Linked DNA regions of Homo sapiens: region 1 is linked to region 2. A link is a loop called in an ENCODE intact Hi-C map of the cell type or tissue named here. Cell type or tissue: GM12878. All regions are shown on one strand.

The links. A loop is a pair of places that touch in the nucleus more often than their neighbours do. Peaks named below come from ENCODE experiments on the same cell type or tissue, not always from the same donor. Only the 100,000 strongest peaks of a DNase experiment are listed, where the experiment ranks them.
Region 1: it touches region 2 in a loop (9-fold over the local background); 21 of 110 quality-filtered maps call a loop at or near these places.

What each region holds. Positions count from the first base shown.
Region 1 is chr1:38,040,196-38,048,195 of GRCh38, reverse strand. POU3F1 (POU class 3 homeobox 1) reads left to right here and starts at 1,403. Exons shown (of 1, transcript NM_002699.4): 1 at 1,403-4,367. The coding sequence starts at 1,453. The coding sequence ends at 2,808. It overlaps MIR3659HG (MIR3659 host gene), which reads right to left and starts at 1,062. Exons shown (of 5, transcript NR_168386.1): 1 at 582-1,062. RefSeq lists enhancers at 99-599, 600-1,100 and a silencer at 1,013-1,342. In GM12878, a CTCF peak has its summit at 7,510 (motif pointing left); DNase peaks (open chromatin) are centred at 1,164 and 7,514; H3K4me3 peaks cover 2,066 bases; H3K27me3 peaks cover 1,095 bases.
Region 2 is chr1:38,582,714-38,590,713 of GRCh38, reverse strand. No RefSeq gene overlaps it. Among named protein-coding and RNA genes, the nearest start is that of LINC01685, 110 kb to the right of the region's middle. In GM12878, a CTCF peak has its summit at 3,472; DNase peaks (open chromatin) are centred at 3,518 and 5,093.

The sequences.
Region 1 (8,000 bases), 540 kb after region 2:
CAGCTCAGTACCCTCAGCCTGGGGCCCAAGGTCGGGTAAGAAGGCACAAAGGAACTGCAGTGAGGTCCGACTCCACTCAAGATCCTTCAGGGAGTCCTCAAGGGCTGGGGCGTGAGGAGGTAGCTAAATTCCACTGCCCACCTTTCCAACAAGGCCTCCTCAATCTCAATTCCCTTTTCAGCAGCTCCAGGCAAGTCCGGGCAAACTCTAGCCCAGGGCTCTTAGCGAGGCTGGACAGCTCCCGGCCTGCACGCCGGATTTCTGGAGAGCCCGAGCCCCTTCCCTGAGCCCATCCTTCTCCTCTCCCGGGGCGTGATCCCACCACGACCACAGCCGATGAGCCGTTCAAGCTGGGAGAAGGAGCGAGAAGGCTGCAGCGGCGCAGGTCAGATACCCCTGGGCCCAACGTCCACCCCCAACTAGCGCCCTTGCCAGCAGCGTTTTCCCCGGAGCCACAGTCTCCACCTCGAGATCTTCTCCTTCTGGAACCCCGGAGCGCGGCCGGGTACCAGGGGCTCGCGTAGGACTGTAGAACCGCTGCCGCCCGCCGTCCCAGCCCCAGCTGCCCGCGCGGTACTCACCTGGGCCTCAGTGCCCGGGAGAAGGTGTGCCCGCGCGAGGCGTGAAGCCAGAGTCCGTCCGACTCCGCCCGCACCGGACGCGCTCTCAGGGCAGAGGAGGTCGGCGGAGTTGTGACGCTGGGACTAGAGGAAGGAGAAGGAAAGCCGAGACGGGCCGGGCAGACGCGCCGAGGAGCGCCCAGTGCACGCTGGCAGCCGCGGGAGGCGAGGCGGGCGCGGTGAGCAGTCGCGCCGGAACCGAGCCGCGAATCCGCGCCGCCTCGCGCTCGCAGCCGCCAGGACCCGCGGGAATCCTGGTCCGCCGGCAGCGGTACTGAGGAGGGAGGGGCGCGGGGCTGAGCCGCTTCTCGGAGCCCGAGCGCCTCCCGGAGCCGGCAATCCCTGCTGCCCGGGCGGGATGCGGGCGGGAATTCAGCTCGCGTGGAATGTGGGACCGGCCGGGCTCGGAGTCTCCAGCGCTGGGGGAAAGCGGGGCCCACACAGCCAGGACGAGAGGGGGTGCGGTCCCAGGGCCACCCCCGCGCCACTCCCCACGTGGCGGCCGCGCCCCCGGGGCGTGAGTGTGTACGCGGACGGTAGGGGGGCCGTGAATGAAGCCCCAGCGGCCAATCAGCACGGCCGGCGCGCGGGACCCCGGGAGCGACGCCCAATGGAGAGCTCTGGGCGGCCGGGCAGGGTGGCGGGCGGGCGCGCGGGGCGGGGGCCGGGCAGGGGAGGCGGGAGGCAGCTCCGCGGGCAGCCAATGGGCGGCGGGCGGGGTGGGGCTCCGGAGCGCCGAGCGGGTCGGGGCTTTAAGCCGGCGGAGCGAGGCGGCGGGGCCCGCAGACGGAGCGGAGCGGCGGCGGCGGCGCGGCGCAGGGCGCGGGGCGGCATGGCCACCACCGCGCAGTACCTGCCGCGGGGCCCCGGTGGCGGAGCCGGGGGCACCGGGCCGCTTATGCACCCGGACGCCGCGGCGGCGGCGGCGGCGGCGGCGGCCGCGGAGCGATTGCATGCAGGGGCCGCGTACCGCGAAGTGCAGAAGCTGATGCACCACGAGTGGCTGGGCGCGGGCGCGGGCCACCCCGTGGGCCTAGCGCACCCCCAGTGGCTACCCACGGGAGGAGGCGGCGGCGGCGATTGGGCCGGCGGCCCGCACCTAGAACACGGCAAGGCAGGCGGCGGCGGCACCGGCCGAGCCGACGACGGCGGCGGCGGCGGAGGTTTCCACGCGCGCCTGGTGCACCAGGGGGCGGCCCACGCGGGCGCGGCATGGGCGCAGGGCAGCACAGCGCACCACTTGGGCCCGGCCATGTCGCCCTCGCCCGGGGCCAGCGGGGGCCACCAGCCCCAGCCGCTCGGGCTGTACGCGCAGGCGGCCTACCCGGGGGGCGGCGGCGGCGGCCTGGCCGGGATGCTGGCGGCGGGCGGTGGCGGCGCGGGGCCGGGCCTGCACCACGCGCTGCACGAGGATGGCCACGAGGCGCAGCTGGAGCCGTCGCCGCCGCCGCATCTGGGCGCCCACGGACACGCACACGGACATGCACACGCGGGCGGCCTGCACGCGGCGGCGGCGCACCTGCACCCGGGCGCGGGCGGCGGCGGCTCATCGGTGGGCGAGCACTCGGACGAGGATGCGCCCAGCTCGGACGACCTGGAGCAGTTCGCCAAGCAGTTCAAGCAGCGGCGCATCAAGCTGGGCTTTACGCAGGCCGACGTGGGGCTGGCGCTGGGCACGCTCTACGGTAACGTGTTCTCGCAGACCACCATCTGCCGCTTCGAGGCCCTGCAGCTGAGCTTCAAGAACATGTGCAAGCTCAAGCCGCTGCTCAACAAGTGGCTGGAGGAGACCGACTCGTCCAGCGGCAGCCCCACCAACCTGGACAAGATCGCGGCGCAGGGCCGCAAGCGCAAGAAGCGCACGTCCATCGAGGTGGGGGTCAAAGGCGCGCTCGAGAGCCACTTTCTCAAGTGCCCCAAGCCCTCGGCGCACGAGATCACCGGCTTGGCAGACAGCCTGCAGCTGGAGAAGGAGGTGGTGCGCGTCTGGTTCTGCAACCGGCGGCAGAAGGAGAAGCGCATGACCCCTGCGGCCGGCGCGGGCCACCCGCCCATGGACGATGTATACGCGCCTGGGGAGCTAGGGCCTGGCGGGGGCGGCGCATCGCCACCCTCCGCGCCCCCACCGCCCCCGCCGGCGGCGCTGCACCACCACCACCACCACACACTGCCCGGCTCAGTGCAGTGACCCCGCGGGCCGGGCCCCCGCCGGCGCGCTGCAGGGCGCGGGCGCGCAGCCCGCCCGCGCGGCCTGGACTCTTTTTGTTCGGTTGCTTTGGATTTTACAAAAAAAAAAAAAAGCCCAGAAACTTTCGAACAAAACCAAACACCCGGACGACCCTCTCCGGTGAGCGGCGAAGACAGCCCGGTAGGCTGCGTCGCCCGAGCCCCGGGAGAGAGGAGCGAAGATCCGGAACTCGCCAACTCACCCCGGGCATCCTGCCCGCCGCCTGCTCTCTGCCCCCATCCCCTCGACGACCCCCGCCCCTGCCCCCCCGGGCTGTTCGGGGCCGGATCCCGGCAGCGGCCTCCCCAAAGCGACAGGTAACGCAGTGCGGGGTTAGGGATTCCCCGGGAGAGAGGACGAAGCGAGGAGAGTTCTCCATCCCCTCTCCCCGCGTGGACTCCTGAGCCTGCGGGTCCAGGGTGGGGGGCTGTCACTTTATTCGCTACACGCCTCTTCTCTCCTATAAGGATGCGCCCCACCCCGCTTTCCCCTTTCTCCGGGCTTGGTTTTTTACGGTTTTTATTTATTCGTGGAGCCTCTCGGCTCCTGGGGTCCTTCTAACTCCGCCCGCGCCCTTAATTTAAATCGCAGTATACTGTATTTATCGGGGCCCCGGAGGGGAGGTCGCGAGAGCCGCGTCTGTGTATAAAAGCAGGAAATAGCCAAAGCTTTAATCTAGCCTAATTTATTTTTCCCCTTATATTTCCCTACCCTACCCTCCCCCCAAAAAAAAGCAAAAAAAAAAAAAAAAAACTAACAAAAAAAATTCGAGTGTTCATTTTTCGTTTCGTTTCATCCGAGCCCCGGCTTGGTTCCCGGCCACGCCGGAGGGGTCTGCGCTCCCACACACCCAGACGGGAAGGGGCTTCTGCCCTGCTGCAGACCGACCGCCGCATAGCGCGGCCCCTGCTCCCCGCGGGGCCCTGCCCTCCTGGCCACACCAAACGAAACTTGGAAAAGTTAGAGAGATTGTTTTTTAACCAGCTGTAGAAATAAGCCGTTCCCTGAGAACCCTCCGCCTGATTCCCTGCAGCTTCCCTCTGCTCCCTTTCCAGCCCGCCGGGATGCGGGATGCCAGGGGAGGCCGGGAGAGAAATTCCCCAAGTTTGGGGTGAGGTGGGAACCATGTAAATATGTGAGATATGTACACACTGGCGGGGAGAAGAAACATTTTGTGCTTGGTTTTTATTTTTGGTTTTCCGGGTTACCCTTCCTTCCTACCCTAAAGGATTTTGTACACTGACTAATCCGAAAAAGATATTTTAATATGATTTCCGAATTTCTGACCCATCTCTATTTATTTTCTGGATGTGTTTGGAGCTTCCCCCTTCTCCGTTTCTTCTTCTGTTTGTTAAGGTTTGAATTTAAATTTTGTTATTTTATTTTTATTATTTTTTGAAACAATGTTTCGGTGCATTCTCTTTGTATCTTTATTGAAAAAAAAATAATGTAGACTGGGAAGTTCCCTTTATATTTATGTTATAGTAAATATTTTATTACTCACATAAACATGTACCCCAGGGCTGTGTCCTGTCCTTTTTACTGCTAGGGCTGGGTGGGTTTTTGGGGTGAAGCGATGGGATCCCCTGCTTCACCTCCCTGAAGTTCTGATCTCACCAGGAGAGATCTTGGAGGAAGATGACCCTGCAGACCTTCCAGGTGGATATCAGGACATGGGCAACAGTTGGGCCCCTGCCTCAGATGCATCAGTTTAGGGAAGATGAAGCTGCCTCGTGTCCCCCTGTCGTAGACAGACTCTCCTAGACCAAACCAGGGCCCGGGACAGTGAGCCAAAGACACCACATGGAATTCGGATCAGCCATTGTTCATGCACAACTCGACTGCTCTTCTCCACCAAGAAAGAAGCCCACCTCGGCCTGGGTCACCAGCCTAGAATCTATAATCCCCCACCTGACACCTCAACCCCCAACTTTCATTTCACCTTGCACTCTATATGAGAGGTCTGAGCCAACTTTACCATTCCCAGTCCTAGGGCACCTGGAAGCCTGGTGAGGCCCCACCATCCTACTCCAGCAGGCTCTCCACCCAAACTCAAATGGTGCCCAAGCCCCCCTGGATGCACTGGGAGTTCTAACAGCTTAGACAGACGTGGCTTTCATGGTCCTACGTGAGCTGGGTCAGCCTAGGGAGGGAGCCCTGCCAATTTGCTTGGGCAAAGCCGGTCTTATGTCTCTGCAAACAAACCGCTGCCCCAGCTTCTGTTGGGGAGAAGTGGAGGCACGGGTAACTGTGCCATCAGAAAGACCTGATATCTTCTTTCCAAGGTTGGGTACCCAAGACCCTCATCACCGCCACCACTGCAGGGAGTGATAGGAAGGAGAGCACAGACCTCAGATGCTGTCTTCTGGAGTGAGTCAGGGTATCTGGGGGCAGATCTGGTTCCCGACGCAGAGCTCCAGACTACCTGGGTTCCAGTCAAGACCTTATTTTCTCCTTTAAAACAACCCTTCTTAAAAATACTGATAAAAGAGCTCTTCCTGCTTCCTCCGTAGACGCAGTTCTTTTCCCCTCTCAGGAGAAGCCACATGCGGTTTCTCTCACTCTTTGTGAAGCCAAAGCTTGAAGGCACAATCTCTTAGCTGGGGAGAAAGCTGACCCTAGTGAGGGGGCGTGTGGGGCCCCTCCTGCCAGGGAAGCGGCCCAAGTCCAGGCCTGTGAGAGGCCTGGGCTCTAGCTGACGGTGTCAGGGATGTCCAGAGAGGTGTCCCCAGGGCCCCAAGTTGGTGCTCCCCGGCGGGGCTAGGGCCTCGGGATGACTGTGCCATGCTGAGAGTTCCTGGCGACTTTCTGCGCTCGGCCCTCACTCTTGGGGGGAATTGTCTCTGCAAGTACAAAGGCTGCCTCGGCTTCTAGAGGCCCAGCCCCTCACTCCCTGCTCCTTTTTTCTTCTCCTCCTCAGCTCAGTCCAGCCAGGTGAGTGAATAGCCCTGTAATTGGCACCTGTGTCCCAGCCGTTCCCCACACTGGTGGGCCAGGCAGCCTTCCCTCCCATGTTTCCTAAAGAGGAAGCTGGCAACATACCGGCCAGCTGGGCAATGGCATAGCCAGGAGCCACTGACCACCCTGCCTCAGCCTCTCATTTCCTACTCCACCAAGAACAAAACTTTGAAGCCGCCACACACTCCTCCCTGCTCCCTCATTTCTCCATTCCTGGATTTGTCCCAGCCTCAAGGCTCTGAAATGGAAGCAAATGAAGCTGAGAGCTCCCGCCGCCTGCGCGGCCCAGAGCCTCAGCAGGTTTTGAGGTTGGAAAGGGCCACCGGGAAGATGAGGCCTTTCACCGGCCTCTGCCTGCAGCTGACACCAATTGATTGATTGATTTCCTAATTGTCTGCTTAATCCTCTACAAGAGGGTGGGTTTATTATTTAAGCAAGTCAACTCAAAAATAGCAAAACAAAGCAGCCTCCCAAGAACCAGCAGCAGCTGAGGAGTAGAACAAAAAAAAATGAGAAAAAAAAAAAGTGGAAAAAGGGATGGAAGAAAATCTTTTACTTTGCAAGGATCTGGCTTAATGAGATACCAGCATGAGATAGCTACCTGGTGATCAACCCCTTGGTCGCAGAAGGCCCCTACATGGTAGGAATCTCAGCACTTTATAGGAAAGAGAAATCTTTTTCCCTGGATAGAATAGAGTTAGGACAAGCACAGCCAACTGTGGGCTTGATGCAGTCTCTCCGTCCCAAGGGTATGTATATCTACCTGCTTGTGCCTGAGAGCCTCAGACTTCCTTTTGTTCAGGAGAGGTATGTGTCCCTAGCATCAACCTCCAAGGAAGTCCAAGCTTTCCCTAGCATATTGGGAATTTTCTGATCCCATCTCCTTCCGCATCTCACTTGAACAAAATTATTGTTTATGTTGATGTGGCCACAGATTATGGTAGTTAGAACTCTCTCCCCATGTGAACCTCTGCAAGTTGGTGTAAGAATTTGTGTGTATGCTGTTGTGTGTGCAAAGCCACAGCCAATCCCAGAGGTAGGAGAGGGAAAAGAAAACCCAGGCTACACTGCTAATGCTTTCAGCAGGAAGAATATTTGTAGAATGGAGGTTGGCCAATACCAAAAGGAAGGAAAATGGTCATCTTAGTCACCTGCGGTCATCAAGGCAAACCCAGAAGGTATCCTGCCTTGAGGCGTGACGACATTATATTCTCCCCCACCTACTGCCCAGAAGGTTGCACTAATTTATATGTTGCATGCCTTAGGTCCTATGCAATCATCCCTTGACCTTAGGACTTGACTGGATGTCCATAGGACTAACTGACCCCCAATCGCAGGTGCCCACTTAGAGCCGTTTAGAACTCATCCTCCCCTGGAGAGGCTCTGGGCCTCCAATGACACATCCAGGGCCGGGCTGCCTCCCTCCCTGGAACTTTCCCTAGCAGGGCTTCAGCTCCAAAAAGGAGACCCACCTAAGCAGAGGGTGGAGTGAGAGGAGACTGGTTATCAGGCCTAGTTACTCTCCTAAGCTCAGCCAAGATGATCTACCCAGGGCCTCTGGCTCAGAGACTGAGACCAGAGGTAGCTGGAGGAGCCATCCGTTTTGTCCCTGCCTGTCACATTTGAAGGCTCTGGAGTTGAAATGGTGTTTGGCCATTTAGGGCTCCCCTTGCTGCCTCTTGAGGCCTCCATGTGGGAGGACTGCCCTCTATTGGTCCCTGAACTGGGACCTGGTAGCAGTTACCAGAGCCACCTTGAACCTAAGCATGCCCTTAAAAAGTCAGCTTCAAGTGGGCTGTTCGAGGAGGACTGCCAGTTAGAGCAGAGGCAACTTTAGCCTCCAAAAGAAGCAAGCCTGCCTCTCTCTCTCTCTCTCTCTCTCTCTCTCTCACACACACACACACACACACACACACATACATACACACACACACTAATCCATGACCCTTCCCTCTCATCTTCCACCCTGCCCATTCACACAGCCACTCTCAGAAACCCACGATCATACACCACCTCCTCTCTCTCTCTCTCCACTCATCCCCATCCCCATCACTCCTCCCCTCAACCAGTTAAAACCCCAATCCAGGCTCTCACCACCTTGCTCACTCACACGCATGCTAAGACACCCATGGTCACACCCACACCACAGTTTGGGCAGTCTAAGACTAGCTTTCTGGTCTTTGGCACTAAGCTCT
Region 2 (8,000 bases):
TAGAAAACATAAACAAGAACAAGCATCATCCTTTTTACTTCTTTTCAATTTGCTTCCTTTTACTCAAAATTGTGTTTTTTAAAGAAATTTATCCATGTTGATACATATAGCTATATATCATGCATTCTAAATGTTGTATGCGGATACTGTAATGTAGTAGTTCTCCTGTTAGTGGATATTCAGATTGTCTCATGGATTGTGGAATGTCTTTTATATTTCCGATCATTCTGGGTGTGTATGTGGGGGCGGGGGGCAGCCTGGGGCTCCTCCACCACCTAGGGAATATAAATTCAGACCTACACGGAAGAGTCACCTAGGATTCTGATTTCTTGCAGATGACTTACAATTTATTTCCATCCATGGGCCTAGAAATCTGTCTGATGCTTCCTTGAACTGATGGAAATAGTTTTCCTTGACCCTTGATGCTCTTACCTTGTGCAGGCAGAAGGCCACAGTGCAGCCCCTGGGATTATTAAAATCCCAGCCCCCCCAAGTCACTAGGTCCAAGACACCTGGGACCACTGTACTCTCTGTTTCTGCTTATAGCTTTGGCTTTGGGGTCTCTACCAGAGGCCTGGGGATCCCAGTTCTTTCTTTTAATCTCAACTATGTGTTTGCAATCTTCATATCTATGTGGCTGTGGGAGGTGGGAGGCCCTTTTGTATCAGCTCCGTTCACTGTGTTGCCAGAAGTCCAGGATTTGCCCTGGGTCCCCAGAACATTCTATTTTGTCCAATTGCTCCAGCCAGTAAGGTCTTCTCATGTCCTGATTCTAGCTCCTGGCCTCCTTGCTGCCCCTCCTGGCCTCCTGCTCTGTCTGCCCTGGATGTCTTTACTCAGGCCGCAGAGAGATGGATTCTGTGAATGTGCTATACACAGCACCTGGCACAGATGCTGCCCCCCATGAAAGTGTATGCTGGTTTAGGACATTAAAAACAGACATTGAGGGCAGTCTTTAAACTCTTCTCCAGGTTGACACTAACCCATTAATCAGTATAGATAGTTGACGATTTTCACACCCATGGGTGCCAGTCCCAATTAGTCCATCTGTGTAGTGCCCGCCCTGGGCAGCTAGAACCTCTATGCTGGGGGAGTGGAGGGTGTAGGGAGAGAGGAGAAAACCTGAACAAGGCCAGTCCAAGGCTGAGAAATACACTCCCTTGTGGGTTTGATCCTCAGGAGTCATTGTCCACAGGCCAGAGGGGAAGCAGGTTGGATGTGAGCAGCAGAGTCTTCTGAATGCTCTGATTTGGAGTTTGGCCCCTGGCCAGAGAGGTCCCCTGGCTGGGTTCCTTCCTACTGTAAAAGATTTTTCAGAACAAGATTCAGGGTGATGTAAATGAAGCCAAAGCTGTGGAGGTGAGAGGAGTAACCAGGCAGATGCCCAGGACAGTGCTCCACTCCCAGGGCCCTGGGGGAGTCTGCAGCTTACTGAACCCCTGGAGGCTTGGCCCAGAGCCCTGAACACAGGCCAGGACTGAGCTCAGAGTGACACAACAGCTTGCATGTTCTACCCACCGGTGGGAGGGGTGGGTGGGGCTCCTGATTCCCAGCCAGGTCCCAGGGCCTCTCAGTGGGTGGGATTGGGGCACAATGTGTGAGTAATGGGGGTGGTTCTCTGCCCAAGGCCAGAGCAAGACAGGCCCAAGAAATCATAGGTTCAAACCTGCCTGTGATCCAAGGCCCTTCTATGGAAGCTACCATCCTGTAATCCCAGGCCTTCTCTCTGAGGCCAGTGAAACCTCAAAGAGGTCTAGGCAAATGAAGGAAGAAGTATCTTGAACATAGAAATCACTATTGTTTCAGTCATTCTATGCCCACGACCTAGCCCATGTTCCTTTACAAATTCTGATGGGGCCTGATGTCAGTGGCCCAGGTGCAGAGAATGACCCTGCCTGGGGTATGTTGTGGGAGCTTGAAACTTCCCAGGGTGGGTGGTGGGGTTGAGAGGTTGTGGACCTGCTATGGTGAGGCATTACCACAGCATCTCTGGACAAACTGAGCCATGCAGTGGGACCAGGTCTCCCCTCTGTCCGGGGTTAGCCTTCCTTCACGGGTCATAGACAGGCGGCAGCATCTTGCCAGTCTCCGCATACATTCTCTGTGCACCCCAATTAGCAATGGGCAGAGAGAGATAGGCCATCACTCAACCAACACAGGCCTTTTGCTGGTACTTACCATGACATAAAAACTGGGACGCAGGAGGATGACCTCTGACACGCCTCAGCTGGCAGTCTCCGAGGCAGAAGAACCCACTGGACTTTGGCGATCCCAGAACTTGAGGACTGTACAGAGAAATTGATAGGGAAACCTCAAGCAACGAGAAACGTGTTTTCTCTTCATCAATGGGCTGTGAAAAAAGGAATCCCTGGAAGAGAGTTACAGGACTTTTTGAGAGAGCACTTTAGAAAGATTCTCTATAAACAAATGTTTTAGGGGAAAATATTAATTCATTTTAGAAGAGAATGTTAATTCATGGCATTATTCCCAAGTCCAAGAGTCCATATGTAATTCCATCTATGGTTGCACATAAGACATTTGGGAAGATGAGAATGTGCGTGCATTACAGGACACCAAACAAACCAACAGTGATGGAGACAGCATGCCCTGAGTTTGGAATGCCTTAGAGAGCTTGGCAGAAATGCAGGGATGTTCAGGGTTGTTTAGGAGTGGGATTACCAGACACTCCTGACAGAAAAGGATAAAGAGAAAGCATCCTTCATATGTCTGGCAGGACTTAGCAGATGGAGAGGACACATCTGGATTTCTGGGCCTGGCCAGTTGCCAGTGGCTGTTGGGGAGGAACCAATGGGAAGTCCAATGTATTTGCAAAATGTCACTCACTTATAAGGACTCAGTGAAGCAGGAGCTTCTGTAAAGTGCAGGACAATTTTGAGGAGATGGAGTTGAAATCATCGTTCACTGGGCAGTGTTCATTCTTTGGTGCTATGTAGAATACAGCTTTATTTATTTATTTATTTATTTTTTGAGACAGGGTCTCTCTCTGTCACCTAGGCTGGAGTGCAGTGGTGCAATCACCGGTCACTGTAACTTCTACCTCCTGGGCTCAAGCCATCCTCCCACCTCAGTCTCCCGAGTAGCTGGGACTACAGGAGTGCACCATTACGCCTGGCTAATTTATTTATTTTTGTAGAAACGGGGCTCCACTATGTTGCCCAGGCTGGTCTCAAACTTCTGGGCTCAAGTGATCCCCTCACCTTGTCCTCCTAAGGTGTTGGGATTACAGGCATGAGCCACGGTACCTGGCCCATAGAGTACAACTTTCTGACAAGGAGGGAGCAGAGATCTAAAAAGGATGTCATCTTTACTGGAAGATTCAGCCTCAGAGGACTAAAGACATTGAGGGGATTTGGGGGATGCTTTAAGCAGTTTGTCAAACGTTATCCTAACAAGGAGCAAACTTCCCACAGATTTGATCTGTGTCTTGCTGCAGTAGGGGCTCCTGACAGCAAGGGGGCAGCCAAGAGCAGCCCTGGGGTGGAGAGGGAGGCTAGAAATCACTGGCCCACGGACCCAGCCAGGGAACCAGGCAGAAGCCTGCAGGCAGGCATTCGGGACCGAGGAAGTCAGCACCCCAAATGACTCTGAGAGCTCCAAGACTGCCTTCCCTCTACACACTGCTGCCATCTTGGAAGGACTAGAGACCGTGCTAAGCCAGGAGGATCCTGGGAAAGGAAACCTGTGTTTTGGTTGTGGCCCAGCACATAACAAGGAGGAACCAACTGTGGTTCCTGGAATCTCATGGGTCCCCCATTCCCAGTGTAGGGGAAGCTGTCCAATTCCCAAGGTTGGCAGTTTCCATCGGGCCCCTGTTCTCTCCTTTTGTGGATGATCTATCTAGCACAGTGTTTCTCAGCCAGGGATAATTCCCTGCCCCGCCCCCATCGACACTCCCACCTCCCCGTAACCCACCCACCCACCCCGTGCTCCACTGTGCCCCATCCCCAGGGGATGTTTGGCATTGCCGGGAGATTTTTGGTTGTTACAACTTGCGGGAAGGGTGCTCCTAGCATCTAGGAGATGGAGGCCAGGGATGATGGTAGGCACGCACAGGATGGCCTCACAACAAAAAATTATCCATCTCAAAATGCCAACAGTGCTGAGGCTGAGAAACTCTGACCCAGAATTATCTTGCTGAGTTTGTTTTCAAAGGCAAGTGCCAGGCTTCAGGCTAATTTTGCCCTCAGTCTAGCCAACACCACCGTCCCCGAGGCAAGATGTCCTGGGTACTTTCTTAGAATTGGTGAGGAAAAATTACAGAGAATAAAATACGCATCATTTCTCTGACTCTCTTACATCAGGGAAAACAAAATGTAAATTAAATTTTCAATCCATTATTCTGCCACACCTTCAACCTGCCAAGCTTTGAGGTTCCTAAGGACTTCCAAGTCAATGATTTCGGTTTTTAGTTTAGTTTTTTTTTTTTTTTTTCTACTTTCAGCTTCATGCATCGGTGTGGGGATGGAAGCTGAAAGCGTGGGAGTGGATGAGATCACTCACAGAGCATTTTCTGCAGAGTGGGAATTGCAGAGGAACAAGGACAAAACCCCAAGGACTGTAGACACTTAATAAGGGGCCAAGGGGAGGAGGAGGGACAAAGAAATTCCTGAGGAAGGAGGGGAAGGAGCAAAGTGAGAAGGGGGAGGAGAATTTTATTCAAGCATATTGCACATTTTTAAAGCGCTTACTATGTGTCAGGCACTGTGCTAGAATCCAGAGATACTGGTGTGTGGGGATTTAGGGAGTTCCAAGGAAACGAGGGATCCATTCATTTATTGGTTCATTGGTTCATCCGTCTGTTCATACAACAGCTATTTATTGAGTGCCTACTATGTGCCAGGCACTATTCTGGATTCTGAGGCAGATATGTCAGTGGTGATCAAAACAAAAGTCCCCCCCTCAGGCAGCTTGCGCTCTGGTGAGGAGGATACAGAAGAACAAGGTGAAGAAACGTTGCTAAGAAGTGAATGGGAATGAGGGCTGAAAGGGGACTTCCATGGGGGACCACAGAGAGCAGTTCTGGTTGACTGATGGCTGAAGACACTGACTGCCAATGGCCCAGTGAGGGAAGAACAGGGGAAGGCCTGGCACATAGTAGGCTCACCACATGTTGGACAAACAAGCCAGTTCCTGGGTCACTGCCTAGAAACAGCCTCGGTCTCATTCCCTAGTGATTTATTATTGCAACTGCTGCCATTGCCTTTGAGCTTCTTCTGAAAAGTTTTGTGTAAAGTAGGAAATAGAAAGTGCCAGGGTAGTCCTAGATTTAGAAAAGGGAAAGGAGGTATTTATTATTCCTTTAGTATAAGACAAGGCACAGTACCAGGAAAGGAATAATCAAAGTTGACAGCTCAGAGGAGATGACAGGAAATGGTTTGGAGGAGTCTCCTTTGGTCACGAATGCTAAGAGAATTTGTGCCAAACCAGGGAGTTAGCTGTGAGAGATTTTGCCTCAAAAACATGTCTAATTTCATTTTTAAAACCCTTCTAGTAGAGGTGAAGCAGGCTTGTATCTGTGGATTATACCACCCCAGGAGGGCTTCACAACAGACATGAAAATAAATTAGTTATGACAGTCACTTCCTGAAGTCGGCAATGCTAGTTCTCACTTGAGATCCAGTGGCCATCAGTGCAGCAGTTAAAGAAGTTCAGAAGAGCCTTTGAGTGGGTGTATTTTAGAGCGGGTGTATTTTAGAGCCTGGATTCAGAGACCGTGGAAGAAAGTCCACAGTGGTGCTAAGACCTCCAAGCATGACGAGAGCAAGAGTTGTTCCTTGTGGGCTTGTTTGAAGTAAAAGGATCTGGATACCCACTTCTGGTGAGACTTGACGTTCACACAAGTCTGGGGCCAGGAGGCCTATGTGTTGGACCTGTGTCCGCCCTGTGTGACCGTGGGCTGAGCACTTGCCCCTCTGAGCTTCTGCACAAGCAGGGCATTGGATCCGTGATCTGTGAGCCCTGGAAGTGACCTGCTCTTGTTTTGTCCTGTCCTCATTTGTCTGCTAATAGCATCTCCATTTCCCTTGGGCAGCCCCATCTCCCATCCTGTGCGGTGCTTGTAAGCCTGTCAATCAAGTTCTCCTCACCTCTCCTGGCTAAGGGGAGTCACATGATCCAAGCTCTGCCAATCAGACTCTCCCTTGGGAAGGAATCTGAATCTTGAACAGAGAGACAGCAGGTCAAATGCCAGTGGGAACCATTGGCACCTCGGGCCTGGGTCTCTGCAGCTGCTCTGCTCTCCATCTTTTTTGAAGTTTTTCCTTCAATCTTGTGAATGACCTCATTCCTCCTATTGAGAATTCCCTCTTTGCCTACGTTAGTAAACATTACTCCTGTTGCTTACAACCAACGAATTCTAATGTTATGTAGCCCTTTTAGCTTTGAAATTTGGGGGAAATAATTGTGCCTCACAGCTTTCCTGTAGAGATTAAATGAAATAATGTACATGATGGTGCCCAGCAGGGCAGGTACTGTCAGGGTGAGTTCCCGCCTCTTCCTTGCCTCTATGACTTGTCTATTGAACATGCCATTGGTGATGAATCTTCCTTCATGAGACTCTTGAGACTTCATGAGACTCATCCTCATGAGACTCTTTTGTAGAAATTAACACAAGAAAGGGTTATTGTGAATGGGAATGTATGAGGTGATTCATTTTGTTCATTTGGCAAATATTTAATGAGCACCTGCTGTGTGATAGGCCGTTCAAGGCACTGGAGATACATCCATGAATAAGACCAAGGCCCTGCTCTCAAGGAGTTTATATTATAGTGGGAGAGGCAGACAGTAAACAGATATTAGGTTTCGATGGAGTGGTCAGGGAATGTGTTTCTCTGGAGGTGACAAATGGGCAGCAATATGATTGAAGTGAGGGAGGAAGACATTCTATTTTTTAACTTTTAAGTTCGGGGTATATGTGCAGGTATGTTACATAGGTAAATATGTGTCATGGGGGTTGGTTGTGCAGATTATTTTCTCACCCAGGTATTAGGCCTAGTACCCATTAGTTATTTCTCCTGATCCTCTCCCTCCTCTCACTCCCACCCTTCGATAGGCCCCAGTGTTTGTTCTTCCCCTGTATGTGTCATGTGTTCTCAGCATTTAGCTTCCGCTTGTAAGTGAGAACACTTGGTATTTGGTTTTCTGTTCCTGTGTTAGTTTGCTAAGGATAATGGCCTCTAGCTCCAGCTCTGTCCCTGAAAAGGACATAATCTCATTCTTTTTTATGGCTGCATAGTATTCCATGGTGTATATGTACCACATTTTCTTTATCCAGTCTGTCATTGATGGGCATTTAGATTGATTCCATTGCTATTGTGAATAGTGCTGCAATGAACATAAGCATGTATGTGTCTTTATAATAGAATGATTTATATTCCTTTGGGTATATACCCATTAATGGGATTGCTGGGTCAAATGTTATTTCTGTCTTTGGGTCATTGAGGAATCGCCACACTGTCTCCCACGATGGTTGAACTAATTTACATTCCCACCAACAGTGTGTAAGCATTCTTTTGCCAACATCCATTATTTTTTGATTTTTTAAAAATAGCCATTCTGACTGGTGTGAGATGGTATCTCATGGTTTTGATTTGCATTTCTCTAATGATCAGTGATGTTGAGTTTTTTTCATATGATTTTTGGCCACATACATGTTATGTCTTCTTTTGAGAAGTGTCTGTTCGTGTCCTTTGCCCACCTTTAACAGGTTGCTTGTTTTTTTTCTTGTAAATTTGTTTAAGTTCCTTATAGATACTGGATATTAGACCTTTGTCAGATGTGTAGTTTGCAAAATTTTTCTCACATTCTGTCTGTTTACTCTGTTGATAGTTTCTTTTGCTGTGCAGAAAATCTTTAGTTTAATTAGATCCCATTTGTCAATTTTTGCTTTTGTTGCAATTGCTTTTGGCATCTTCGCCATGAAATCTTTGCCTGTGCCTGTGTCCTGAATGGTACTGCCTAGGTAGAAAAGACGTTTTAAT